2 separate regions of the Mus musculus genome follow, and region 2 is linked to region 1. Evidence: chromatin contacts called from ENCODE POLR2A ChIA-PET data. All regions are on one chromosome and are shown on one strand. The core of a region is the stretch at or near the end of the contact, and the rest is flanking DNA. Distances in the headings are between cores, read along the strand shown.

Region 1 (5,743 bases), core at 1,162-3,661:
CATTCATATCACCTCTCCTCTTCCTCCTCTTGGATGCACATGGGCTGCTCACCCTGATCCAATCATGGAAACTATACCTAATACCGTTTAGTATCCTGTCCCAGGTACTCATACAGACATTCCATAAACAGTGAGCATTCTCACTGTCCCAAGGGCTGTTCTCGGTGCAAAGAACAGAGGGAAGAAAAAGAAAGGTGGTTTGTCCCCTTGTCCCGTCGTACCACGCCCCCCGCCCCTCCAGTAACCTGCTCAGGAGAACAGAGGGTTCAGGGGACACTTCCAACTAGCCCGGTGTCCTTAGCTTTGTTCAACTGGTTCTTCTTGTCTTTTAAGGTCAATGGCTATCTCCTTGGTGTGATCTTTCTGGTAAACTAGCCTTCAAGGAAGCTTTCCCACCTCTGACTTGCACTTGCTGCCCTAGGCACATACAAAACCCCAGGTGGTCCTAAAATTTTCCGTGAGACTTAGCAATCTATAAGGTTAATATTAACCGCTAAGATGATTTAATAGACTGAAAACGCAGACAAATAAAGATCATTATAAAATGTAAGTACAAAAAAAAAAAAAAAAAAAAAAAGACCAAGATGAATTTTCTCTTGTACCTGCTGGCAGGCAGTTTTAGACATCCTTACTGACTAGGGAACCCTGGGTATGCTAATGAACAGCGCTGGGCTTCAGTCCCAACAACGGTGAGGGGAGATGGCCAGTCTGACATCCATCTTTATCTGACAGGGCTGTGATAAGTATTGGGAACCTGTGTGAGTGCTTAACACTTTTATCTTGTACCTGGGTGCTCAAAACACTTTAGCCACTCCCACGTTCCAAGGAGTAACCCCTCCCATTCGTTAACCTATCTTAGTGTTTAGCGATCCTTGGTGGAAGAATCTGTGGTTAAAAGTGGAACTTCCAATACACGGGCTTGTCACACTGTCTGGATGACCAAAATGAGAAGTAAGGGCGAACCCTAAGGGAAAAATGCTACAAAATGCTACAAAAGCAAAACAGGCACCTGGCCAACACCTTCTTTAAACAACTGTTGTCACTCCTTTCTCCACGAGAGAACCTTCTACCTGCTTCTTCGCCTGCGAAGCGAGGATGTGGCCATCACATCTGCCTGCAAGGTTCTAGATTCTAGGTGTAGTAACATTCCATAAACTGAGTCACTGCCTAGGAGTTCTGGACTCTCTAAAGTAAGTGACCTTAAACGACACCTCCGGCAAAACTGAGCGATACCCAATTCAGCGGGATTGAATAAATGAACTAACGCAAAGTATTTGGGACTGAGAACTTCAGAAGAGCCCTGACTACTGAGAATGACTTAATTACTAGCCTATTTTTCTTAAAGGTGGAGTGGAAAGAAACTAATAGTGGCTCAGAAACAGAAAGAACTGGGCTTTGTTAACCAGCATGATGACCGCGGGCAAGTCTGGGACCCTCTCCAAACCTTCCTTCCCGTGGCTGAAAAGTGAGAGAATTTTAAGAGAGGTTCCCTGGGCTCCTACCAGTTCTTCCACTTCGCTGTTAAGGCCGCCGAAACAAAGGCCACCAGCTCCCTAGTCTGTACCCGAGGGGCCACAACTCAAAATTCTTGCTGCTCAACTCCCTTTGCAGTGCGACAGCAGGAGCGCCCGGGTCTCCATCCAAGGCCGCCGCACTCTGCGGTCTCTGTCCACTCCATCAGTAACTTGCTTTTTGCAGCTGTTGCCCAAAGTTTTCCAGAGCGCCCGCAGACCCGGCTGTCAGTCAATCCCGAAAAGAGCGGGGGCGTGGGGGAGCCGAGCCCGGGAGCGCAGTCCGGGAAATCCCGAAGCCGCTCCAGTGGCCAGGCAGGGAGTGACAGGTGCGACGCGGGACGCCGGCGAAGACCGGACAAACCAGAGCGCGTGTGGGCGCGCGAGGGAGGCAGCCGCCTCGCTTTCTCCTCTGGCGGCACTCGCGACGCCCCCAGCCCCGCTTCGGGCCCCGCGGCGCCCACGACTCCTCAGCCACCGGGAGCCCTGCGTCACGACCCGGGCTCAGACTCTGGAGCCAGAAGAACTGGGAACCTCCCGGGCAGCCCGGCCCCCGCGGGTTCCTTCCCGCGCACGCCGGGGCGATCGCGGGGTGGGCGCACGCGCACCCGCGAGCGCCGCCGTAACCCCTTCCTCCCCGCGCGCCCCCCGCACTCCCACCCAGCCGCCGCCACTCACCGTCGATGTCCCCGAGAGTCAGCTCATCGCCCAGCTCCGTGAGGGTCTCCATGGTCTCCAGAACGCCCAGCTCGCTGCTCTCATCCATCGCCCAGCTTGGCGCAGAGTCCCCCGTGAGGTCCAGCTCAGGGAGACGCGGAGGCGGTACCGCCGCCACCGCCCATGACACCCGACAGCCCCCACCTGGTACCGCCTCACCGCCCCGTGCCAACCGCCGCCATGTTTGAGCTGCGCCCCGACTCCACGGAAGGGGCGGGGCAGAATTCCCCCGCCCCGGGCCGCGCCCACTGCAGCCCCGCCCCGAGCCTCCGCACCCCCAAGTTTGTTGTCAATGGGACCAGGCTTGCATTAGCCAATCGGCGCGCGAAGCGGCTCATGGGGTGATGGTGCGTCATCGATCAGCAGCTCAGATTTGCATAGCGGGACTCCGCCCCTCACGGCATCCAAGCGCCAGCGGAGAGTAGCCGCCGGGTCCTCGTCCCAGCCTTCTTCTGGCTTAAAGGAGCCGCTACTTTTCCGTTGGATCAGCTCCAGGAGCAACTTTGTCGAGAGCCCGGAAATAGAAGGGTTAACGCACCGCTGTCCGGCGCTACCTTCTACCACCGCCCCCTTTACTCTAGGAGCACATTACGTCATCTCCCCAGTTGCCTCTTCCCTCCCCCTAGCTCTGGGTAGAATCATAGTACCCTAACATTCTGGGATAGGCTATCCAGACCCTAAGTCACACTTATCCCATCCGAGACTTAACAGGGTCTTGAGATCACCTGAGTATTGTGAACATTTTACAACTGGCCCTCAATTTTGGGAAACCTCGATCATTCTAAGGCCTTCAGACAAGGTCATTTGTTCAATGGTCTCTCCAGGTGAGGCCCCACTCCTGCAGTCACCTCACTGCATCATCTTACAGGTAGTCGGTCACACTGCACACAAAGGTGCACGCTTCCAAGAACTTATCCGAAGAAACAAAAAGATTAGTGTTCCGAGGAATGCTATTAAGTACATGTATTCAAAGACATTCATCACAAAGTTCTCTAACGGGAAAACAGTAACACAGTAAGGCATCAGGTACATAAATTACCTCCAAACAGTAGAATATCAGGGCATCGTTAAAAAAAAGAAATGCTGGAATGGACATCTGAGAAAGGACCTAAGTGTATACTGAGAGGAAGAAGGTTTTCATGGCATACATAGGAAGAGCTTCTTGTGAGTCTGAGGCAGTTGTTCTTAGGGGGTCAGAGCTGAAGGCTCTGTGGGGAGACCTGCATATCCAATAAGCCACTTCCTGCTCCTGGGCTGGCTAAGCAACTGTTTGCTGATAAGCCTGGTTTGTCATCTTTAAAACAGCACAAGACCACAGTTGTCATTGTCACATTTATTTGATTTCCGTGGCAAGCAAACAGCTCTTAACTTCTGGGATGAAGTGTTCCAGCAGGCTCTGAGGGGGAAAGGGTCTCCAGTGAAGGTATTGCAGCTCTGAGAGGGAAAAAGATCCTGGCAATCAGGCGCCTGGGAATACCCACAAAGTCACATCACAACAAGTCTCACAGGAGAGATTTACTGGGAGAGGCGCCTCTGCTGGGGGACAAGAAATAGCAAAGAACTGAGCAAGAGACAGGGTTTCTAGGTGGGGTTGGGGAAGCTGTCCAGAGTGGCCTGAATTTTTTTTGTGTGTGTGAAACCTTGCCTCAAAAAAACAAAACAAAATCAAATCACTAAACAACAAAAACAAAACAAAACACACACACACACACACACAAGACAGACTAGCCAAGGAAAAGTAAAGATAAGATGAGACTAACAAGGGGCTGGATATCACGACTCTGGCCTGGGGCCAGCAAGATGGTTCAGTGCGGTGCTTTTGGCTAAGCCTGCTGACCTGAAATCAACCCCTGGGACTCACATAGGTGGAGAGACCTGATTCTCAGAAGTTCTCTGACCTTCATGTGTGTGCTTAGCAACTGGCCTGGGAAAGGACAAAAGGAGGCTCATTAGAAATGGTAAGGTGGGTGGGGGGAGGTGCTAGAGAGATGGCTCAGTTGGTTAAGCACTGACTGCTCTTCTAGAGGTCCTGAGTTCAATTCCCACCAACCACATGGTGGCTCACAACCATCTGTAACAGGATCTGATGCCCTCTTCTGGTGTGTCTGAAGACAGCTACAGTGTACTCATATAAATAAAATAAGTATATCTTTAAAAAAAAAAGAAATTGTAACAGGATGGCCACCACACTGGTCCCACACCTCAGCAAAAAAGACATCTCCCTCCAGCTTTGTCCACATAACTGAATGTCCCTTCAGCTGGCACCTAGCTCCCACTGGGATGACAGCTTGTCACACTGTACAAGCTACTCCTCAGGAGCTAGGTTGTTATTCGAAGAGACTGTGCTAAGTGACTGTTACATCCAGATACCTACCATGGATTGGTACATCGTAGAAATATTTCTCATTGACTTCCTCTGAGAGCTTTGCCTTCAGGCGTCCTCCACCATCTTTCAGATGTTACTGCCTCTAGGAGGCTCTCCAGTTGGACTAATCAAGAGTTTAGCTGGAACGAGCTGAAACAGACATAATGATGGCTGCCGGTTGGTAGTAGGGCAGATGCTAAAATCTAGAGAGTTTGATTGTCCAAGAAGAAATGCCCAGAAAAGGGAAGCTAGGTCAAAATACCTATTCATCTAAAGAAGAGAAGAAAAAGTCTAAAAGAGAGGATAAACCCCATGAGGCTCACCCTTAGAAGTCCTCGACATATCTCTGGAGGGCAGAGGAGAATGGAGGACTGCCAACCTGAGAGACATCTAGTAATGGTTAGAGACATTTTTAGCTGTCCTAGCTGGGGGACTGCTCCTGGCATCTAACAGGTGGGGACCAGGGATACTTATTAAATATCCTACACCACTCTGGATAGCCTCCTCACACAACAGCTCAGAGGTCCAAAATGTCATCAGCGCCACTTTTAAGAAGCCTTCCCTGCCTTAAGAGGTAACTAGGGGTTTCCCAGATTCCCCACAGTGCCACAGACTGGACTTGGAAGTTTAGGAGACTGGAACATCCTAGACTACACTATCGCAGATGCCATCGTGAGCACCCCTAGCAATGGCCCCTGGCCAGGACACTAGGAAACAGACAGGCTAGTTACCTAGGTCACTGCCACTACAATAAACATGCAGTTGTTACACAACTGAATTCCTGCTGCTGAGTAAGCTAGAGAAGCAAGCGCCTTCCATCAGGTGTTGTGTGTTTCTGTCTTCTAAAGCAAGCTGCCCGTCCACCACCTTTTTTGAAAGAGTGCCTCCATGTGTGGCTGGCCTGGAGCTTGCTATGTAGACCAGGCCAGCTTCAAACTCACAGATTGGCCTGCATCCTGAGTGCTTGGGCTGCTGTGTGCCTGCATAAGGCTCAAAGGTGGAGTTCCCAGAACAAATGACCACAGCAATCAACACTGACAGCGCACTCAAGGACAGAAGAGGCAAGCAAGACAGCTGCTTATTTCTTTGACGTTCCAGATGGAAATCCTCGGGCACTTTTGAGGAAAGAATAGAATCTATCAAGTTAGGC
Region 2 (6,198 bases), core at 2,558-5,057, 1.0 Mb before region 1:
TTGCTGGGAAAGATGCTAAACTGATTACATTTGTAAGATGGTCACTTGAAGACGGATCAGGTGGAAGTGCGGGCTGTCCTTAAGACGGCTGCAGGAAAGCCACCCGTCTGAGGGTTTCTACTGCTTCTACAAACACCATGACTGAAAAAAGCAAGTTGGGGAGAAAAGGGTTTGTTTAGCTTACACTTTCCATAACAATGTTCACTGTTCATTATTGAAGGAAGTCAGGTCAGGAACTCAAACGGCAGAATCCTGGAGGCAGGAGCTGATGCACAGGCCATGAGTGGGTGCTGCTTGCTGGCTTCCATGGCTTGCTCAGTCAGTCTGCCTTCTTATAGAACCCAGGATCACCAGCCCAGCGATGGCACCACCCACAATGGCCTGGGCCCTACGCAATTGGTCACTAATTGAGAAAATGCCTTACAGCTGGATCTCACAGCATTGGCGTTTCCTCAGCTGAGGCTCCTTCCTCTCTGATGACTTGAAAGACTCTGAAAGGAGCCCCTCGCTCAGGCCTCAGGACAATAGCGGACACCCAAGAACTCACGATAGACCGAACTTGTTGCAAACCACATGAGGCTTTATTCGGGGAAAGCCAGAGCTCTGGGGATGACTCATATCCCACGCAGGGGTAGAGGAGTCGACCTCGAAGGAAAAGAGGTCCCAGTTTTTATAGGCCCTCAGGGGGGAAAGGAGAAGGGGGAGAGTAGGGGATTTCCAGATCTAAACAATGTCTATTCTCAAGAAATGGGTATGGGAGGGGTACAAGGAAAGAGTTTGGTGCAGGTGCAGCAACTCAGGATTGGCTGGGCTGTGGTTGCTAGGGAGATTTTCTGACTCTTTCTCAGCAACCAATATCACAAACACCTGGCAATGGGCTTCATCAGTGGGCACACACATGAGTCAAGGAACGGTCAAAACATTGGCAGACACACAGGTTCAAGGAGTGGCCAGAGCATTGTGCGCCTCTATTTTTCTAAATCAGTGAAGCTAGTTCTGCTAACAGTGACATCTATCTTGCCAATTTCAGGGCTTCTGTGACCTTTCTGTGTCAGGATCTTTCAATGACTCTTAGCTTGTGTTGAGGTGACACAGAACCAGCCAGCATGCCACCTCTGCCGAGATGGTTGGGCTGTGACGACCTGGTCCTGCTGGAGCAGATGTTCAGGTGGTGAATGTGAGCTGAGAGCTCTATGGTTGGAAGAAGCTGCTTCTAAAAACTGGGGAAAGCTGGGGGGGGGGGGGCTGACTAGGAAGTGTCTGCTGCACAAACATGGATAGCCTGATCAGGGAACCCCATTGTCATGGAGGTCAGTGGAACTGCCCCCCCCCAAAAAGCCTCACCCTAGTCCCAACTCCAAAAAGAGTCACCGAATTTATGGATAGTCTCTACATAGTAAGGGGATTTGTTATGACGACTTACAGTCTGTAGTCCAACTCCCCAACAGTGGTCAGCTGTGAAGTCCAAGGATCTAGTAGTTGCTCAGTCACACAAGGCTAGTAGATTCCAAAAGATGTGCTGGCAAATGCAAGCCGGCAAAGAGTGAATCTTTCTTCTTCCAATGTCCTTATGTAGGCCTCCATCAGAAGGTGTGACCCAGATTAACGGTGTGTACCACCATGCCTGAATCTGGGACTTGTTTTGTCCCAGGCTGACCTTGAACTCAGAGATCTCTTTGCCTTAGTCTCCTGGGATTCATAGCCACTATGCCTCAAGATCTCCATGCCAAGATCCAAGTCAGAAACTTGTATCTCCCAGCCTCAAGATCTGGATCACAGGTGAGCCCTCCAATTCTGGATTGTAGTTCATTCCAGATAGAGTCAAGTTGACAACCAGGACCAGCCATTACAGATAATTTCCTTATAGTCCCATGTACTGAAGGAAAACATTTTAACAACTTCACTGTTAGAGGAGTTAGGACCTTATAGGCAAGACCCCTCTGGCCTGTTCCTATATTCTGCATAGCTCAACTTGGCCCCAGCAGTGAGGTTAAACCTTTACCCACCCTGGGATTCTCTTCCTCGTGTGCACGTAGAGGTACGAGTGTGTTGTATGCTGGTGTTCTCTACTTAAAGAGATCAAGTCTAGACCCACTCGCAGTTCTACCACCAGGACCAGGATGCTTCTCCAGTATCGGATGCTGAACCTTAGGGTTTTCCTGGATCCTGCCAAGCCTTCCATTGAACCCTGATGCTCTGTTTTGTTTTGTTTTTTAATGGCTGACCCGGTAGTGGACCTGTAGTTCAGGCCCTGGCAGCAGGGATGGGGTTCCAGTTGTAGAGTCTATGTCCTGAGAATGGGGGCAGTCCAGGTTGATCAAAGTCCCCACTTTGCCAAAGCCTCAGTCATAGGGCATTTCAAACTAGTAGCCTGGGATTCCTGAGCCAAGCTCGTGAATATTCTTGTGGGAAACTGATTCTTGTCTCTTAGGAAGGCCTTCCTTTCATAACATGTACATTTTTTTTAAATGTTCCATATGGCAGATAGTTTTTTTTTTTTTTTTAGATTTATTTTATTAATATATGTAAGTACACTGTAGCTGTCTTCAGACACTCCAGAAGAGGGAGTCAGATCTTGTTGCGGATGGTTGTGAGCCACCATGTGGTTGCTGGGATTTGAACTCTGGACCTGCGGAAGAGCAGTCGGGTGCTCTTACCCACTGAGCCATCTCACCAGCCCCAACATGTACATTTTCAAGGGAACATGAGAAACTGACCCAAGAGCATCATGTTTTTATTTTTGAAAAAATTATCTATTTTTATGTTTATGAGTGTTTTGCCTGTATACACATATATGTATGTATGTATGTATGTATGTATGTATGTATGTATATGTATGCAATAGCCTGGGAGGTCAAGAAGGCATTGAATCTCCTGGCACTGGAGTTACATGTGAACTTCCATGTGAGTGCTGAGAACCAAACCCAGGTAGATCCTTTGCAATATCAGCAAGTGCTCTTAGCCGCTCAGCGGACCAGCTTCTAGAAATTCTGTCTCAACAATGAGAAACTATCCCATAGGTCAAACACTAACATGTCAGTTAAGAGACCACCTTCATTTGCCTCATTTACACAGTCAGGAGGCAAACGGAAAGGTGACTAGTCTAGGCATCAGAAACTGAGCACGACCTTACAACGTAGACGACCTTACAACATGGGCAGTTATGTCCAGGCATGATCAATTGAAATTGAGGTACATAGCAGTAGGAGAACAACAGTCCCATCTTGTCTGAAAAACAGTAAGAGAGAGGCTGGAGAGGTGGGGCGCGCTCACGCTCACACACCAGGTAGGGCAAAGGCAGGCATCAACATACGACTTGCAACCACTAGCACCTGAGAGCAACCATTCAGAGGAGCTGCTAAGCTTTCTATTCTTGTAGAATTAGGGGGTCGGGCAGATCGCGTCACCCAGGCATCCCGCAAAGTAGGCGGGTCGCCTCAGATTGCAACCTATACCCGCTCAAAAATTCTTCTCACATAAGCAGTGAGGACTCGGGCGTCACCCCGAATCGTTATTTTCCTTACTCATAAGTTTAAGGCATGAGGAACGTGTCTACGTTCCTCAGGGGTAAGAAATTATATTCTCATTACAAGTATGGTGAGTGTCCGATCGGCTGTATGACTAAAAGACTTGTCCTCTTGATAATGCTTTTTAATGGTTTATGATCGATATAATTCTAATTCCTCATTAGCAAAAGGAGGAGGGGGGAGAGAGAGCCCATAAGGCTCCGGACTCCTCCATGCAAATTAGAAGCGAGCACCGCAAAGGCTCACGGGGAGAGAGGCTCCACCCCTTCCGTCTCGAGCTTTTCGTTTGAGCTGTCGCGAGAGTTGGCCGTCCGGGTTGCCGGAAGCCGCTCTTGACTCCGGCCGCGGGGCGGGCTCGCCGCAGTCGGCTTCTCCTCCGTTCTCCGCTAGCTGCGCGCCGCAAGATGGCCGATCTCTCGCTGGACGAGCTCATCCGGAAGCGCGGGACGGCGGCCAAGGGACGGTGAGCGGCCCTTTCCCTTTTCCTCGAGGCTCGTAGGGGCCTCGCTGCTTCTTGGGGTTCGGGGGCGGAGGAGGGAGCGGCTCCGGGGGGCGACGCCGCTTGCGCCCGCCCCCTGCGTCCGCCGCGCTCCTTATTGGCCCGGCCGCGCGGGCCCAGCTGCTGGTCGGTCCACTGGCTGCTGGGCCCGGGAGGCCCGGGAGGCCCGATCGCAGGCGAGCCGAGGGCTGGGCGGGCCAGGGCCTTGCTCCCCGGAGGATCGGGTCCGGGGGGACCACGGTGGCGCCGTCTCCGCTCGGCCTTTAGGTCCTGGGAGTTAAGAGGGCGGAAGTTGAGCGGAGGAGCCGCCAGCCCAGAGCTGTTTATGGCCAGTTCTGCTGGTTCTCCTATGCCACGGTGCTTAGCCCGACCCGTTTTAAGCAAAGAGCTCTTTCATAGGCGAGACGCCTTGTTCCTTTCACTGTGATATCTGTAATGGTTGTCTGATCGTTTTGTTTTCTCTTGAGGCCGGCTTTCACATAGCCGGAGCGAGCCTCGAACTCGCTGCGTCTCCGAGGCTGGCCTTAAAACGCCAAGAGTCTCCCTCCTCCTCCCGTTTCTCAAGGGCTGAGATGACAGGCCAGTTTGTTTCCGTTTTGAGAGCCGGCGTCCTCCATGTTATCCAGGAACTCCTGATCTCAAATCCATCCTCCTGCCTCAGTCTCTTGAGTAGCTGGTGCTCCAGGCGCTCCGCTGTTGCTTAACTATTTTATTCCGCATTTCACAAACGGGAAAGCTGGAGCCAGAGAGAAAGACTTTCCCAAGGCCACCGAGTGCCCCAACTGAGTTGGCCTCAGGCAAAGACAGACAAAACAGTTCCAAGAGGGTGGCATTGGCATTCATGGATGTATGCCCTGATGTCTTAAGTGAGACAGTCAGACTCAACATACTCTTAAACATCGATAGCCATTTCTAGCTTTTATAAATGTGCAGGTGAAAAAGTGGTTAAGTCGGCCCGTGGTCAGCAGGCATATAGATACACTGCTGTAGGTGTCAGGAACTGTTTTCCTGGGGCTGGAGAGATGGCTCAGCAGTTAAGACACCAACTGCTCTTCCAGAGGTCCTGAGTTCAATTCCCAGCAGCATGGTGGCTCACAACCATCTGTAATGAGATCTGATGTACTCTCTTCTGCTATGTTTGAAGACAGTAACAGTGTACTCACATACATAAAATAAATAAACCTTTTTATTTTTTTAAGGAACTGTTTTCCCAGACACTGATCTGCTCAGCTATGCCAATCCTTCCCTACGCCTGTGTCTAGTAAACACTGTTGCCTCCTACACTGAAAGGAGACAAGCTCCCTCCAATCTCAGTGCCACCCAGCTCACCAGCTCTTATTGTCACATGTCTTCTGGGTCGTAAGAGAGATTGACACCCACAATGATTAAGCCATTTAAAAGTTTTGAGCGGGGCAGTGGTGGTGCACGCCTTTAATCCCAGCACTTGGGAGGCAGAGACAGGCGGATTTCTGAGTTCGAGGCCAGCCTGGTCTACAGAGTGAGTTCTAGGATAGCCAGGACTACACAGAGAAACCCTGTCTCAAAAAAACAAACAAACAAAACCAAAAAAAGTTTTGAGACCTTTTATTGATGGCTAGGCCATGAGTCAGTCACTTAGTGACCATGCTTGGGGATACATTGTTTTTAAAGACAAAACCAATTACATGGGTGCTGGGGAGGAGGTCACACTAGTGAGGAGTTTGGGGTGGCCTGTAATATGTGTTTTCTTGCAGAGGTCAGCAGTGTGTTTCAGACACTCCATGACATTTTATTTGCACTTCTTCATGGTTATTTTAGTTTCATGTTAAACTTGCACAGACATCAGTTATATTGGTTCATGTCTGCAACAAGGGAGGACCATGGACATTCCCAAAAGCAATTCCAAGGCGGATGTGGCTGGTGATGGTGGAAGGCTGAGAACTGTTTAGGCTGTGACCCCCTCCATGAATTCTTTTCTTTTCTTTTTTTTAGATTTATTTATACTTTATGTGAGTGCACTGTTGCTGTCTTCAGACACACCAGAAGAGGGTGTTGGATTCCATTACAGATGGTTGTGAGCCACCATGTGGGTGCTGGGAATTGAACTCAGGTCCTCCCGAAAAGGAGTCAGTCCTCTTAACCACTGAGCCATCTCTCCAGCCGCATGAATTATTTTCTTTGCTACTTCATAAC

Evidence for each region. ChIA-PET counts read pairs that join two places held with the same protein, here RNA polymerase II (POLR2A).
Region 2: POLR2A ChIA-PET joins it to region 1 with 19 read pairs in embryonic stem cell. The contact joins the promoter of Poldip3 here to the promoter of Srebf2 in region 1. POLR2A ChIA-PET finds 5 or more read pairs at or near these places in 4 of 5 experiments (Patski and embryonic stem cell).

What each region holds. Positions count from the first base shown.
Region 1 is chr15:82,143,937-82,149,679 of GRCm38, reverse strand. Srebf2 (sterol regulatory element binding factor 2) reads right to left here and starts at 2,411. Exons shown (of 19, transcript NM_033218.1): 1 at 2,190-2,411. The coding sequence starts at 2,277.
Region 2 is chr15:83,146,987-83,153,184 of GRCm38, reverse strand. It overlaps Poldip3 (polymerase (DNA-directed), delta interacting protein 3), which reads left to right and starts at 3,807. Exons shown (of 9, transcript NM_178627.4): 1 at 3,807-3,990. The coding sequence starts at 3,932. Rnu12 (RNA U12, small nuclear) reads right to left here and starts at 3,540; the gene lies at 3,391-3,540.